2 separate regions of the Homo sapiens genome follow, and region 1 is linked to region 2. Evidence: chromatin loops called from intact Hi-C (ENCODE). Cell type or tissue: spleen. All regions are shown on one strand. Each heading gives the region's core, and the rest is flanking DNA. Links, peaks and the distances in the headings are about the cores only.

Region 1 (7,577 bases), core at 1,745-5,744, 57 kb after region 2:
GGTTGCCTTTGGTTACCTCTATTTAACCTGAGAGTGGGAGTCACAACGTCTGGGTTTTGGTATGCAGGAAGCTAGTAGCAAGCCTCATTCTTCTTTACTCTGCCGCGGAGCTCTGTCTGAAGCTCTGGAGAGCTATTGACTTTAAATGACCCCAGGGGCTGATTTGGCTTACTCTCCCAGTAGAGGCCTGGAAGCATTTCCTGGCATTGTTGCAGCCCTCAAGTGCACGTGAAACTCATGGTGGCAAGAAGGAAGGAGAGAGAGGTAATTATTTCCATCTTACAGATGAATAATTAGAGGTTCAGGGTTTAAATGGCCTGTCCACGGTCACCTTGCCTGCCAGTGATAGAGCTAAAGCTGGCATCAGGGTTTCTGCCTTCAAGCCCAGAACAATTTCCACTACCTAGCTACACCAGGGAGGCTACAAATCCTCAGGATAAGTGCTCCTTAAAGTACAGGTTGGTTACAAAATGAGACACTTGCTGTAGAATGTAAATCAATGCTCTAACTCCTTCATTGAGAAAGTCTTGCTAGAAAATAAACGTCAGCTGGGCAGGGTGCAGTGGCTCACACCTGTAATCCCAGCACTTTGGGAGGCCGAGGCAGGTGGATCATGAGGTCAAGGCATCGAGACCATCCTGGCCAACATGATAAAACCCCATCTCTACTAAAAATACAAAACTTAGCTGGGCGTGGTGGCATGTGCCTGTAGTTCCAGCTACTCGGGAGGCTGAGGCAGGAGAATTGCTTGAACCTGGGAGGCGGAGGTTGCCGTGAGCTGAGATTGTGCCACTGCACTTCAGCCTGACAACAGAGCAAGACTCCAAAAAATAAATAAATAAAAAAGAAAATAAACGTCAACTGTATTAAACAGCGTGCTTAGTGATGATTTGGTTTACATTCTGTTACAAGCTCCCTGTCCCATCAAGGATAAGTAGCACTCTCTGGACCACACTTAGGTTAGTACTGGCCTAGTAAGCTCTGTAGAGAACAGAGACCATTTCTGTCATAATAATGGCAATAACCAGCTGTTATTGATTGATTTGAACTTTCTTAGTGTCACGTATTGTGCTAAACAATGCATATCAAATTTCTCTAAAACTTTATGGGTTGGAATTACTATTATCCCTATTTTACATGTGAGGAAACTGAGAGACAGAAAGTTAAATTGCTTGTCTATTATCATGAATTTCATCAGGAGTCAAGATGAATTTTGAACTGAGACCACTTGACTCAAGAAAGCACACTGTTTCCTACATTGCTACATGCCTCTCATGTCACTGTGATATCCATAAGGGTGAAGTTTAGAAGTAACACATACTTTTTGTAAAGAATGAATGAAAGAGTTTTTTGGGATGGGTAGACAGTGCTGGAGAACCTAAAGATACATCATAGGAAGAGTCAAATGGCAAGATAGAGGCTATAAGAAAGAATGACCAAATTTGTCTTCTAATGCCAACATTCATGAGTTAGGAGAAGATTTTGAAGTTTGAAGAAGGACATTTTAGGAGAGATAAGAAAGGCACTCATAATCAGATAATATAAGGCCAATAGCTTGATAACACATGAGGTGGGAACAGGATAAAACAGCGAGCCAGCCCCAGGATATTTGTCATGCTATTTGGCAGCTCAGGAGGCGCTTGGGCCTGCTTGGCCCTGGTTGTACATCAGGTAATGTTGGGAGCATCTTGCAAAGGCCCATGCTTAAGCCTCACCTATGAACAGTACTGTCCTGGCACTAGGCACCTGCTTTTACAAAACCTTCCTCAGGTGACTCTAATGTTTAACAAATCTGGGAGAAGGCAGATTTGTTAAATTGGGGTGAGATAAATCCGGACTCAAAAGAATAACATAAGAAAAGTTAAATACATGGGAAAATTTGAAAAATCAATTTCCCCCCTCTTGTTTCACAAACATATGTAGCATATAGCATATGTATAGCATATATATGTATCATATAACATATATAGCATGTAGTACATATATGTGTGCGTGTGTGTGCGTGTGGGTATGAAAACTATAGCAGGAAGGGTGGTGAAGTGAATGGACCAATTCAGTTGCAAGATTTTTACATTTTGTGTGACAGTATTTTGTGTAGAGCACTAACTCTAACTAAACCACGAAAAATTAGGGGCGTATATTAAGCACTTAGAGTAACATTAAAAAGTAATACAAATAACAATCTGAATAGGCCTATATCTATTGAAAAATTGAATCAATGATTCCTAACCTTACAAAACAGAAAGCACCAGGCTCAGATGAGTTCTCACTGGTGGATTCTACTAGATATTTAAGAAAGAAATTATACCTATGCTTTACAATCTCTTTCAGAAGACAAAGGCAGAGGGAATATTCCGTAACTCATTCTATGAGACCAGTATTACCCTAATACCAAAACCAGACAAAGGCATTATAAGAAAATAAAACTTCAAACCAATACCTTTCATTAATATAAATGCAAAAATCCTCAACAGATATTTATATTAATAAATGGAATCCAGCAATGTATAAAAAAGAATTGTACATCACAGCCAAGTGGGATTTGCTTCAGGTATGCAAGGTTGTTTCAACAATAGAAATAAGTTAATGTAATCCACTACATCAATAGGCTAAAGAAGAAAAAAATCATATGGTCATATTAATGGATACAGAAAAAGTATTTGACAGAATCCAGCATCCATTTATGATGAGAACTCTCAGAAAACCTGGAATAGAAGGGGCAATCCTCAACTTAATAAAGAACATCTACAGGAAACCTACAGCTAACATACCTCATGGTGAGAAACTAGAAGCTTTCCCACTAAGATCAAGAAAAAGGCAAGGATGTCTCCTCTCACTACAGCATTTCAACATTATACTGGAAGTCCTATCAAATGCAATAAGATAAGAAAATGAAACCAAAGATATATAGATTGGGAAGAAAGAAATAAAAATTTATTTCTTCATAAATGATATGATTACCTATGTAGAAAATCTGAAAGAATCAACAACAACAAAACCTCCTGAAGCTAATAAGTAATTACAGTGAGGTTGCAGGATGCAAAGTTAATATGCCAAAGTCAGTTGTTTTCCTATATACCAGCAATGAACAAGTAGAATTTGAATAAAAAACACAGAACTTCCTAAAAATGAAATACTTAGATATAAATCTGGCAAAATACGTACAGCATGTAAGGAAAACTGCAAAACTCTGATGAAAGATGTCAAAGAAGAACTAAATAAATGGAGGAGATTTTATGTTCATGGATAACATAACTCAATATTGTCAAGATGTCAGTTGTTCACAACTTAATCTATAATTTCGATGCAATCCCAATAAAAATCCCAGCATCTTATTTTGTTGCTCACAAAAACTGATTCTAAAGTTTATATGGAGAGGCAAAAAACACAGAATAGTCAACTCAATATTCAGGGAGATGAACAAAGTCAGAGGACTGACACTACCTGACTTCAAGACTTACCATAAATCTACAGTAATCAAGGCAGCATAGTATGATAAAAGAGTAGACAAATGGATCAGCGGAAAAGAACAGAGGGTCAATAATAGACCCACATAACTCTACTCAGCTGATTTTTGACAGAAAAACAAAGGCAATACAATGGAGAAAAGAGTCTTTTCAATAAATATTGGTAGAAGAACTGGACATCTACAAGGAGAAAAAAATGAATCTCGACACAGAAATTACATCCATCACAAAATTCAATCAAGATTAATCACAGACAGTAAAATTCAAAACTATAAAATTCCTAGAAGATAACAGGGGAAAACCTAGATGACCTCAGATATGGAGATGATATTTTAGACACAACGCCAAAGGCATGATACATGAAAAACCTAGTTGATAAGCTGAACTTCATGAAAATGAAAAACTTCTGCTCTGTGAAAGACAATGCTGAAAGAATAAGAAGACAAAGCACAGATTGAGTGACAATATTTGCAAAAGATATATATGATAAAGTATTGTTATTCAAAATATAATAAGATTTCATAAAATTCAACAATATGAAAATGAACAACCCAATTTTTTAAAATGGGCAAAAGACCCAAACAGACACTTTACCAAAAAATATATGAATGACAAGTAAGCATATGAAAAGACGCTCAACATCATATGTCATTAGGAAGTTTTAAATCAGAATGATAATGTGATACCACTATACCTTTTAGAGTGGCCGATCTAAAACACTGGCAATACAAAATGCTGGCAAGGATGTAGAGCAATAGGAACTCTCATTAGTTGCTGATGGAAATGCAAAATGGAACAGCCACTTCGGAAGACAGTTAAGCAGTTTCTTACAAAAATAAACATGTGCTTACCATACAATCAAGCAATTGTGTTCCTAGCATTTATCCAAGTAAATAGAAGACTTATGTCCACACAAAACCTGCACATAGATATTTATAGCAGCTTTATTGATAATTTCTAAAACTCGGATGCAGCTAAGATGACCTTTAGTAAGTGAATGGATAAACAAACTGGTACATCCAGATAATGAGCTATTATTTAGCACTAAAAAGATGTGAGCTACCAAGTCATGAAAAGATATGGATGAAATTAAGTGAAAGAAGCCAATTTGAAAAAGCAATATACTGTATGACTCCAACTATATGACATTCTGGAAAAGGCAAAAACGTATACAGTAAAATGATCAGTGTTTGCTAAGAATTAGGGGGAAGGATAAATGAATAAGTGGAGCATAGAGGATTTTAGGGCGGTGAAAATACTCTGTGTGATACTATGATGGTGGTGTGATACTAAAATGGCGGCTACATGTCATTATGCATTTGTCAAAACTCACAGAATGTACAACACCAAGAGTGAATGCTAATGTAAGCTATGGACTTTGAGTAACAATAATGTGTTAATGTAGGTTCATTAATTATAACAACTGTGCCACTATGATAGAAGATGTAGATAATGGGAGAGGCTATGCATTTGTGGAGGCAGGGAGTAGATGGAATATCTCTGTATTTTCCTGTCAATTTTTCCATGAATCTAAAACTGATTTAAAAATAAAGTTTATGAATGTAAAAAAAGTAACATAAAGACAGTTGTACGTAAATGGGCAATGGATAAAATGAAAGCAGAAAAGTAACTAAGCCAAAAAAAATACAAGAAAGGAGGAACATAAGGGGAAAAAATAGAAGAGACACTGAAACAAAAACGATTAAATATGTCAATAATTACATTAAATGTTAATCAGAGGATGCTTGAATTAAAAGGCAGAGATTGCTAGACTTGTATATAAGCAATATCCTACTATATACTATCTATAAGAGATGAATTTTAAATGTAAAGAGATAAAGATACATCTTGCACAAAGTTACCAAAGGAAGGATGGCATTGCTATTACATTAGCAAAATAAACTTCAATAAAAAGAGTATCATGAGAGATAAACCGTAATGTTTCATAATGATAAAAGGGCCAATGTATGAGAAAGACATAACGATCATAAATACATATGCATTTAATAAAAGAGATTAAAAATACATGGAGCAGAAATCAACAAAGTTAAAAGAAGAAAATAGACATATTTACAATCATTTTTGAAGGTTTTAACAGTCCTATCTCAACAATTGTGAGAATAACTGGAGAAAAAACTTAGTAAACATATAGATCATATGAATAACATGAAAAGGCATTTTAAAATCACAAAAAGAATTATAATTTATTTTGAATTCTGAATTTTGAATTCGGAATGATAATGATATGCAAGATATCGAAATTTGAGTAATGTAGATAAAGCAGTGCTTCAGAGAAATTTATAGCATTATGCTTATATTAAAAATGAAAAGACAAAATACAATCTATTAATTTATTATAAAGAAACTAAATAATAAAGTAAACCCGAAGTAAGCAGAAGAAAGGACACAAAAAGAAAAACAGTCGAGAAAATGAACCAAACTAAAATTTATTCTTTAAACATATCAATAAAATTGATTAATTTCTACTTAGACAATTACTTAGGGAAAGAAAACAATTTACTAATATCAAGGGTGAAAATGAGTTTATCACTACATGTCCAATTAGCCTTTTTTATGTCTAAAAGACATAACAAGTTAATAAAACTCATGAACAAACTTATGTCAACAATAATTTGAAAACTTACAAGACATAGACAAATTAATTAAAGAATACAACTTACCAAAACCGACATAAGACAGTATATTAAATCTGCATAGGTCTATATCTAATAAAGTAATCAAATTAATTATCAAATACATTCATGCAAACAATCTTCAAGTCCAGATCGTTTCACTGGTAAATACAATTAATCATTTAAGAAAGAAATGACACCTATCTTACACAGACTGCATCAGAACATAGAGGAAGAGGGAAAATTCCAGACTTGTTTTATCAAACCAGCATAACCTTAGTACCAAAATATAACAAAAGGTATTACAAAGAGTTACAAAACAATATTCCTCATGAATATTGATTTTGAAATACTTACCAAATGTTAATTTAATCAGATCTGTATATGTGTGTATGCATATATATGTATATACATATATATATGATAACATAATAATCAAGCATGGTTTCTCCTTGAAATGCAAGATTGATTAAACACTTGAAAAGTAATCAATATAATTCACTGTGTTAGAAGGAAAAAGTAACAATGATCATTTCAATAGACAGAGAAAGTATTTGACAAAATTCAACAATCTTCTTTTATAAAAACTCTCAGCAAACTTGTATTCATAAGATCATACTACATCTGACAAAAGGCACAATGAAAATCTTACAGCTAGCATCATATTTATGGTGAAATATTGAATGCTTTCAATGTAAGATAAGGAAAAAGAAAAGATGCCCATGCTCACCATTTTCATACAATATTGTAGTGGCAGTTATAGCCAGTGAAATTTGAAAAAAATTTTAAAAGAAAAGTCAAAATATTTGGAAAAGAAGAAGTAAAACTGTCCGTATTTGCAGACAGCAAAACTTTTAATGTGGAAAATACTAAGGAATCTAAAAGGCATCTCCTCTAAATAACAAGTGAATTTAGCAATATCACTAAATATAAAATTAATACACAAAAAGAAAAATTGAAAATTTCATTTATTGTAGCATCAAAACCAAAATAGGAATCAGTTTAACAAAATAATATATATAAGACCTCTATTCTGAAAAATGACAAAACATTTCTGAAGACTAAATAATTGGAGGTATGGACCATTTTATGGAATAGAATACTCAATATTGTTAAAATATCAATTTTACCCAAATTGATTTATAAACTCAGTGCAATCCCAGTCAAAATTCCATCATAATTTTTGTATAGAAATGACAAGCTGATTCTAAAATACGTATGAAAAGACAAAAACTGTTGCATGTATATAGGAATCTTGATAAAAACAAATTTGGAGTAGTTACATGACCTGACCTATAGAATTACTAAAATGGCTATAATGATCATAAAAGTGTGATACTGGCATAAAGATTAACAAACAAACTAATGGAACAGAATTAAGAGTACAGAAATAAGCCCATACTACATGGTCATTTGATTTTATTCTATATCATTCTCAAAGCAATTTAGTGCAGGAAAAGAATTTTTTTCGACAAAT
Region 2 (7,577 bases), core at 2,102-6,101:
TTAATGGGGCTGCCTTTATCATGGCCAAATAAATAATGAAAGAAGATGATAACAATGGTGCCTTTATGATCACCATGAAAAGCTCTTACTGCTTCAGGGTTCTGCACTGTGCTGGGCCGCATTTAAAAAGAAGGCAGGCAGAAAGCAAGCAGGCAAAGGGGCTGGGCAGGGCATCAGGCCAGGGACAGGGCGGAGGTCCCCCTATTGGCCTTAGTAAGTATGGCTGCAGCCAACCCTCCATTCTTACCAGTGCCATCGCGACCACCTTTACCACCAGGGCCTCCCCACACCCAAGATCACATACCTGGGTTTTCAGGGTCTTCCTAAAGGACTCCCAAGTCTCCTGTTGACAAAGGATAAGAGAATGGCCACCAATAAATGTTCAGATGATTTAATGGCTTTCCGTGGGATTATTTGAGACAAAACAAACTGGGTGGGGTATGAGTCATGGAGCCAATCAGGTTCTGCCTTTCATAGTAGATGTCGGGGAGACAGACTCAAAGCTGCTTCTGGAGCACCGGAGTTCTCTTTACATAGGACACCCGTCTAAAGTTTTAGAAGCTAGCTGAGTGGAGTGACCACTTCAGAACATTTACTAAGACCTCCAACATTTCTTCTCCTCTCTTCTTTACTGCTTTAGAACAAGAAGAGAGGCAAGAGAGCAAGCAGTCATGGCAAAGAACCCCTAGATGTAATAGGCTCTCGGGGATGCCAAATAAAGTTATCCCCTGAATTACACAGCCAGCTGCTAAAGGGAGGGCAAATGTTGGCAGGTTGTCTGGGAATATAACTTGATACAAAACTTCTGGAAGGCCTTAAGGCTACCACACACAACTCCACAGGACGTTCTACTCAAGCCCGGCTATGTAATTTGCTTGGTGGAAAATAGTAGAAGGTTTGTGAGTGGAGCGCTACCTTTATTTGTCCACTTGCATTTGGAAAACTGTCTCTTTAGAAACACCAAGACTAATATATATTTGTGTTAACCTGTTTAAATCAGGGTCATAACGGTTCTGGAGTAAGTGGCTTTCAAATTCCAGTTCAATCTTGAAATTCTTGCATTGTATTTTGTGATAATAGTCTTATGGATAAATGGAAATGCAGGCTACATTTTCTTCAATGCAGTTAGTAACATTTGTGAGAAGCCAAGCTATTTGGACCATGAGGCAGCAACCCAAGCACCATGATTTCCTCCAAGTTTATTTAACTTGGGACAAAGTACTGGGCAGTACTCCACTGTTTCTGATATGTGCATCTTGCAGATTGAAATTTTGGCTGAGAGGGTCAAGAGCTTGGCTGACACCCTCGCACAGGGCTTGCCTCTCAGTGGGCCCATGGAGACAGTCGGTGAATATGTAGGTGAATGAATGCCCACATCCTTCTCCCCAGCCATTTTCCTTCCTAGGAAGTCTGACGATTTCTCTAAACATCTTCACCTCTATCTGCCATCATGTTCAGATTAGCTTCGGACTTTCATGGACAAGGCTGGTGGAGATGGCAGGAAGATCCAAACTCTGTGTTTAGGTAATCATCTCACTCTTTTTACAGTATTTCTTTTTATCCAAATTGCTTTCTTGCCGGCGCTTCTGCTCCTTCTCTCTCATTCAAGGTTCTTTGAATCCTTTACCCTCAGATTTGTGCCATGCTTGCAATTGATGGTGAACATAGGCTCCTGGCTCTAGCATTCCTTGATCCTACAGACTGCCATCTCAGCGTGGCCAGCAAGGCCAGATGGCAGGTCTGAGATCTCACACCTGGATGAGCAAGAGCTGGCACTGTCCCCCTGCTCGTCTCTCAACTGCCACTCTCTACATGACAGGCTCACAAACACTCTCTGCTTAGGACCCATCTTAGATCCAAAGGGCCTTCAACGTAAAGGATTCCAGGTATCTGGTGTCTGGTCCTAGCTGCATCTCCCATTGACATTTCTCACATCCTCAAGCCTACAGAGGCTCTCCCCCAAGGACAGCTTTTATCTTCCAGGCTTTTTGTTTTTGCATCTGCCTTCTCTTCCACTTAGAATGCTATCTTCCAAATCTATTAACAGGGTTAACTTAGAATACCCTCTTCCAAACCTATTAACAAAGCTTTTAAAATCTCAGCTCAAGTAACAATTTCTCCTTGAAGCCTTCCCTCCTCCTTGATGAATTCAAAGAATCATCAAGCTGGAAGAAGCCTCTGAACTTATCTAATCCAATACCCCATTATATAGATGGGAAAACTGAAGCCCAGGGAGGGTCAGTGCATGCCCAACCTTGCAGAGCACATCAGTAGTGCAGCTGGGACCTAATTGCCGCTCTCCTGACATTTACATTGTCTCATTCTGCTCCCTCCTCCTCACCTGGCTGTCAGTTGTCGCTAAGCAGTAGAAATAAAGCAAACACACAGAAACCCTCACTTCTCAGAAAGATTAGAGGAAATATTGGAATAAAACATTTCAAAATATTAACCGTGGCTATCTTTGGGTGGTTGGAAATTGGATGACATTTTCTACTTCTTTTTCTTATTTGGAATAATTCAAGTGTTCCTAATGAGCATATATTGCTGGTAAAATGGAGAAAGTCAATACATATGCAAAGAAAGGTGGGGAGGAAAAGGAGGAGGAGGAGAAGAATGAAAAAAGAGAGACAATGCCTTGCAAAGCCAGTGTGGTGTGTGGGGATTTGGAGAGCCCAATGCTGCCTTAGAAGGCCCTGGACATCCCTTGTGGATGGAGGAAGTAAGCCAGCTCTTCTCCTTTGGATTAAGAAGCACGTAGCTCTCACACGGGCCCTAGCTCCAGCAGCAGCAAAAACCAAAACAAAACAAACAAAAAAAAAACTGTGTCCCATGGGAGAGGTTGCCTATCCAAGAATTACTGATCTCCTGACCTACATCTACAGTGGTGACTTCACACTTCATCTTCATAGGTTTCTGGGATTACTAGGATCCCTTGCTGACATTGAGCCATCTCATACTCATTGCTGGATTCTGGGCTGCGGGCTGTGGAGCGAGTGTGATAGAAATAGGAATCAGATGCATTTGCTGGCCTGGAGGGGCTCTCAGCTACGTGAAGGACACAGATGCGCATGTAAATAAGGCAAAGGCCGGATGGAGGTGGCTCTCGAATCCCATACCAGATGCCTGGGGAATGACATCGAGCCCTGCCTGGGAAACACAGCTGTCCTCATAGGACAGTATTGCAGCAGCTGCTTTCATGGCGCTAAAATCCGCTCAGCTCCTGCCTGCTGAGCTTGGCTTGGCTCGGTTGGGCCCTTACAGCCAAATGTAGGCCCTCTGCAGAAGAGGTCTGCATTCCGGCCCTGAGGCCTCATCTCCCCAGCAGTCTACTCCCACTGTCAAGGATGAAAGAGGGCCTGGGTCTGCAGAACAGCCTCTGTGTAAAAAGCTCACATAAACAAGCTGAGTGGCCTCGGGAAGCCTGAAGTGGCCTTGGCCCAGCTCTAGTGCTCATTTGTGCCCCTTCTCTCCAGTCTGTGCACTCCACCCACCCTCTGCTCCCACAGGCATGTCTGCTACAAAGCCGAGTTCACATTCCTTTCCTCCCGTCCTCTCTCCTCTTCCTGCCTCAGTGGCTCTTACAGCCCTGCCACCTTTCTCCCACTCCCAAGAGTGAGGCCCTCTAGCAGGCTGGCAAGCAGTGTGCACAAGCCCACATTCTGCTTCTGAAAACCAGGGCAGAGCAGCTCTTTGAAACTGCTCTGCACTGCCCTGCCTGTGTCATATCCCTGGGCCCCCTGGATGCTCAGGGCTAGTGCATACATATGCCTTTAGGTCCAAGAGCATTGGGAAATGGGACTGTCAGGACAGCAGCCCCGGGCAACTAGAAAGTGGAATGGAGGGAGGGTAGTCGCAGTCTGATTCCACGAGATATCAGAACTGCCCCTGCCCAGGGACTGTCTCAGAGCAAAGGGTGTGTTTCCCACTGAGACCGAGCTCCCTGCCTGGGAGTCAAAGGGAGTAGAGAAATGGAGAATCTCTATGCCAGGGGCTGAGTTCAGGGGAGAGGGCACTAAAGTTCCATGGGAAGCTAGTATTGGAGCTGTCTCTTGGAGAGTGCTTGGGCTTTCCAGAGAGGGTAAAGGGCCTTGGAGAGCAAAGGTTTCTGGGCCCAAGGGCTTCAGCGCAGCTAGCTTGTCAGGTACAGCTGTAGGAGGAGCACTGAAATGGCCTGTCAGGTTGAGTATTTGCGGCTTCCATTGCCAGGCCTTGTAGGCAAAACTGGGGTGCTCCACCCCTCCCGTAACTGTGGCCTGAAGACACAGGATGCACAGATGAGGGGCCATCCCTATGCACTCCTCCTAGACACCATCTTTGTTCTCTGGTGTCTTTAGGTGGCATGAAATGATAAGCCCTGATGGTTTCATTCAAGTTCCATGAGTTTGTCAGCTTCCGGGCACAAAACACAATATTTACTGTGCAGGCACTGAGCCAGAGTGGTGGGTGTGTGTTTTCTGCCTCTGGAAGTGCACCTTCCACTTGGTTTTGGATTAATTAGGCTCTTAAAGACGTGTGGATGGAGCTGACTTGCATACCTGAGGGCAGGGCTTTTCTTCACAAGCCACTGTGCCACATGGCAAACCCACTCTCATGGACGGGAGGGAAAGCCCCAGCTTCCCGAGGGTCCCCAAAGGCATCGGTTGGGCTTAGGACCATAGAAACAGGGAGCATGGCCTCCTGGCTTGGCTCACTTGGAGCCAGCACTCTGAAACATGTTGCTCTTTTTAGAGCACTGAGATGTGGGAGGAAGAGGGAGAAAAAGAAATGACTTGCTCTTCACTAGGGGGTGCGACTTGGGGATCACATTTTCATCGAGGCTTCTGTTATGAATTTTGCCCTTGCAAAATTCATAAGTTGAAGTCCTAACTTCCAGTATCTCAGAATGTTGACTGTATTTGGAGATAGGCCTTTACAGAGGTAATTAAATTCAAAGAGGGTCATATGGGTGGGCCCTAATCCAAAAGGACTGGTATCCTTATAAGAAGAGATTAGGACATAGACACACATAGAGATGACCATATGAGGACACAGGGAGAAGACTCCATCTTATAAGCCAAGGAGAGATGCTTCAGGAGAAACTAACCCTGCCCACACCTTAATCTCAGACTTCTAGCCTCCAAAACTATGAGAAAATACACTTCTGTTGTTTAAGACCCCAGTCTTTATTATGGCAGCCAGAGGAAACTAAGGCTGCTTCTCTGCTGTTAGGAAGCCTAAGACTCACAGGACAACTGGTTAAAATGCAGATTCACGAGCTCACCCTCAATTGATGTTATTTAGGAAGCCTGATACACCACCAATTCCTCTTGCTCAAGAAACTCTGCAGAGTATCCATCCGAAGGATGGGGGCCCTGGGCCACGCTTTGAGAAACCAGGACTAGAATATTGGACTTAGACTCAAAAGTACTGGGTTCGAGACCCAACACTGGGCTTATTCACTCTGGGAGCTTGGTCAAGTGAGGTTGCTTTTTGGGCTTCAATTTCTTCCCATATGGAATGGGGTTGATAGTGTCTTTCATGCCTTGCTCACAGGGCTGCTGATGAACATGTATATATGTGAAAGGAAAGGCTTTGGCTTCCTCTCAGGGGTCCAGGAATGGTTTATTTGTCAGCTTGAGCTGCTGAGCTACCATAACAAAATACAATAAACTTAGGGGCTTAAAGAACAGCTGCCTTCTTGCTGTGTTCTCACATGCTTCGGTGGGGTGGTGGGGGCTGGGGGGTGGAGGGGGGGAGAGAGAGAGAGAGAGAGAGAGAGAGAGAAATACAAACTCCCCGTCTTGTAAGGACACTAATCCCATCATGAGGGCCCACACTCTCAGGACCTCATCTAACCCCAATTACCTCCCAAAGGCCCCACCTCCAAATACCATCACATTGGTGGGTAAGACTTCAACATAGGAATTTGGGCGGCAGCGGGGGACACTGTTCAGTCCATCCCAGGTGGCAATGATGCCAATATGCTTGCAAGTCAAACTTAGACCCTATATGCGACTCCCTAGATCTCTGAGACCCAGGGCCCTCCATTTCAAGTTACTGAACTGTGAAATAAACCTCGAGGCCTTGTTCCTTCTTTGAGGATTCTCACCCTTTCTGAGCAGAGGTGCTCTGTGGCCTAGTGGCCCCAGGATGAGGGAAAAGGAGATGGGGGCAGGGGAGTAGCTGGGGGATCATCAGGCCTTCCTCCTGTGGACAGGCCAGGCTAGTAAAACTCTTCTGGTTATACTCAAATGTGCCGGGGCCTCTTTGGGCCCTCCCTGCTCCGGCACCATGCCCTTGTAGAGGGCAGTCTCAGCATAATGCTTAATCTTCGAAAAGAACAAATCCAACAGCAAATGCCTTGACAGTTAATGTGGCATTTTACTGAAGGTTTCAAGGAGAGACAGGGAGATATATATCACCAAGCAAAATTTATTAAATGCCCTCTTTCAACATCTTGGCTTTTTTCTTAAAATTTATCTTCAATGGCAGCTGCCTCAATTCTTCTCTCTCCCCCAACCCTGTCCTCCCCTCAAGATGGGTTTCAGATCAAGGCTTGGAACAGAGTAAGTTCTCAATCAGAGACTGCTGCTTTCCCCAGGAAATCTAGGACTCTTGTCTTCCCACGTTGACCACTCATTCATTGCAGCAGTCTCATGCCTCACAGAGTTTGCAGAGCAGCCTTACTAGAAGGTTCTCAGTCAGAGATCATTTAGGCCAGCTTTTCATGTTACAGAGGGGAGAACTGAGGCCCAGGAGTGAGAAGGCAGTTTCCTCATAACAAGGAGAATAGAGATAAGTAGCAGAGTGAAGTAGGTGTTTGGCTCCCTTTTGTCTCTGCTTAACTTTTGATCTTGAATGAAGTCCTCATCCATCTGCAGATCACTGTGAAGATGGTGAGCGATGCCACCTGGGCTTTCATTGTCAGTTCAGAGGCCCAAATGTGCTGGTCATAAGCTGTTCATCTCCAGTGTGGAATTAGCTCTTCCCTCTCCCAACCCCCAATCCAGCGCTAACCAGATTTCCAATGGTCTCTGAGTGAAATCTGGATAGGCAGGCAGGAGAAAGGAACACTGCTGAGGTGGCAGGAGAATGAAAGGGGTTTGTTCTGATGGGAAAGTGGACTTGGCAAGAGAGTTGTGGTTTCCTGCTCCAAAGCCATTCTCAGACTCTTGGTTTCTCTCTTGGAATGGGCTGGCGGCATAGTGGGGTAGAAAAAGCCATGGGGTTAGGAGTCTGGAAACCTGGACTCAGGTCCTGGCTTGGCTTCCGCCTCTGAACGTGGCCTTGGTCATAGCCCAGCCTCTGCCTGGGCCTCTTTCCTGCCTTCCAAGTGGGGAGAGTCAGACAGAGGCCCTGCATAGACTGGGGGTGGCAATCTATCACAGGTCCTGCCCATGTGGGCACTGGTGGCCAATCTGCCAGGCCACGCTCTTCTAGACTGCAGTCAGGAGGCAAGATCAGAAGGGACCCGGGCCTTCCTGCCTGGAAGGGATTTGGGAAAGAAGTTGCCTGATTGGTGCATCTGTAGTCCAACAACACTGAAATGGAATTGATATGGCAGAAACAGGCAGAGATTCTGGCAAACACCAAGGGGT

What was found. Hi-C counts contacts between places; a loop is a spot of excess contacts. Peaks named below come from ENCODE experiments on the same cell type or tissue, not always from the same donor. Only the 100,000 strongest peaks of a DNase experiment are listed, where the experiment ranks them.
Region 1: it touches region 2 in a loop (5-fold over the local background); 2 of 110 quality-filtered maps call a loop at or near these places.

Annotation. Positions count from the first base shown.
Region 1 is chrX:151,830,995-151,838,571 of GRCh38, forward strand. No RefSeq gene overlaps it. Among named protein-coding and RNA genes, the nearest start is that of MAGEA4-AS1, 76 kb to the right of the region's middle. In spleen, for the core only: no CTCF peak of the experiment used is centred there; no DNase peak of the experiment used is centred there.
Region 2 is chrX:151,773,428-151,781,004 of GRCh38, forward strand. No RefSeq gene overlaps it. Among named protein-coding and RNA genes, the nearest start is that of CNGA2, 42 kb to the left of the region's middle. In spleen, for the core only: no CTCF peak of the experiment used is centred there; DNase peaks (open chromatin) are centred at 3,614 and 3,934.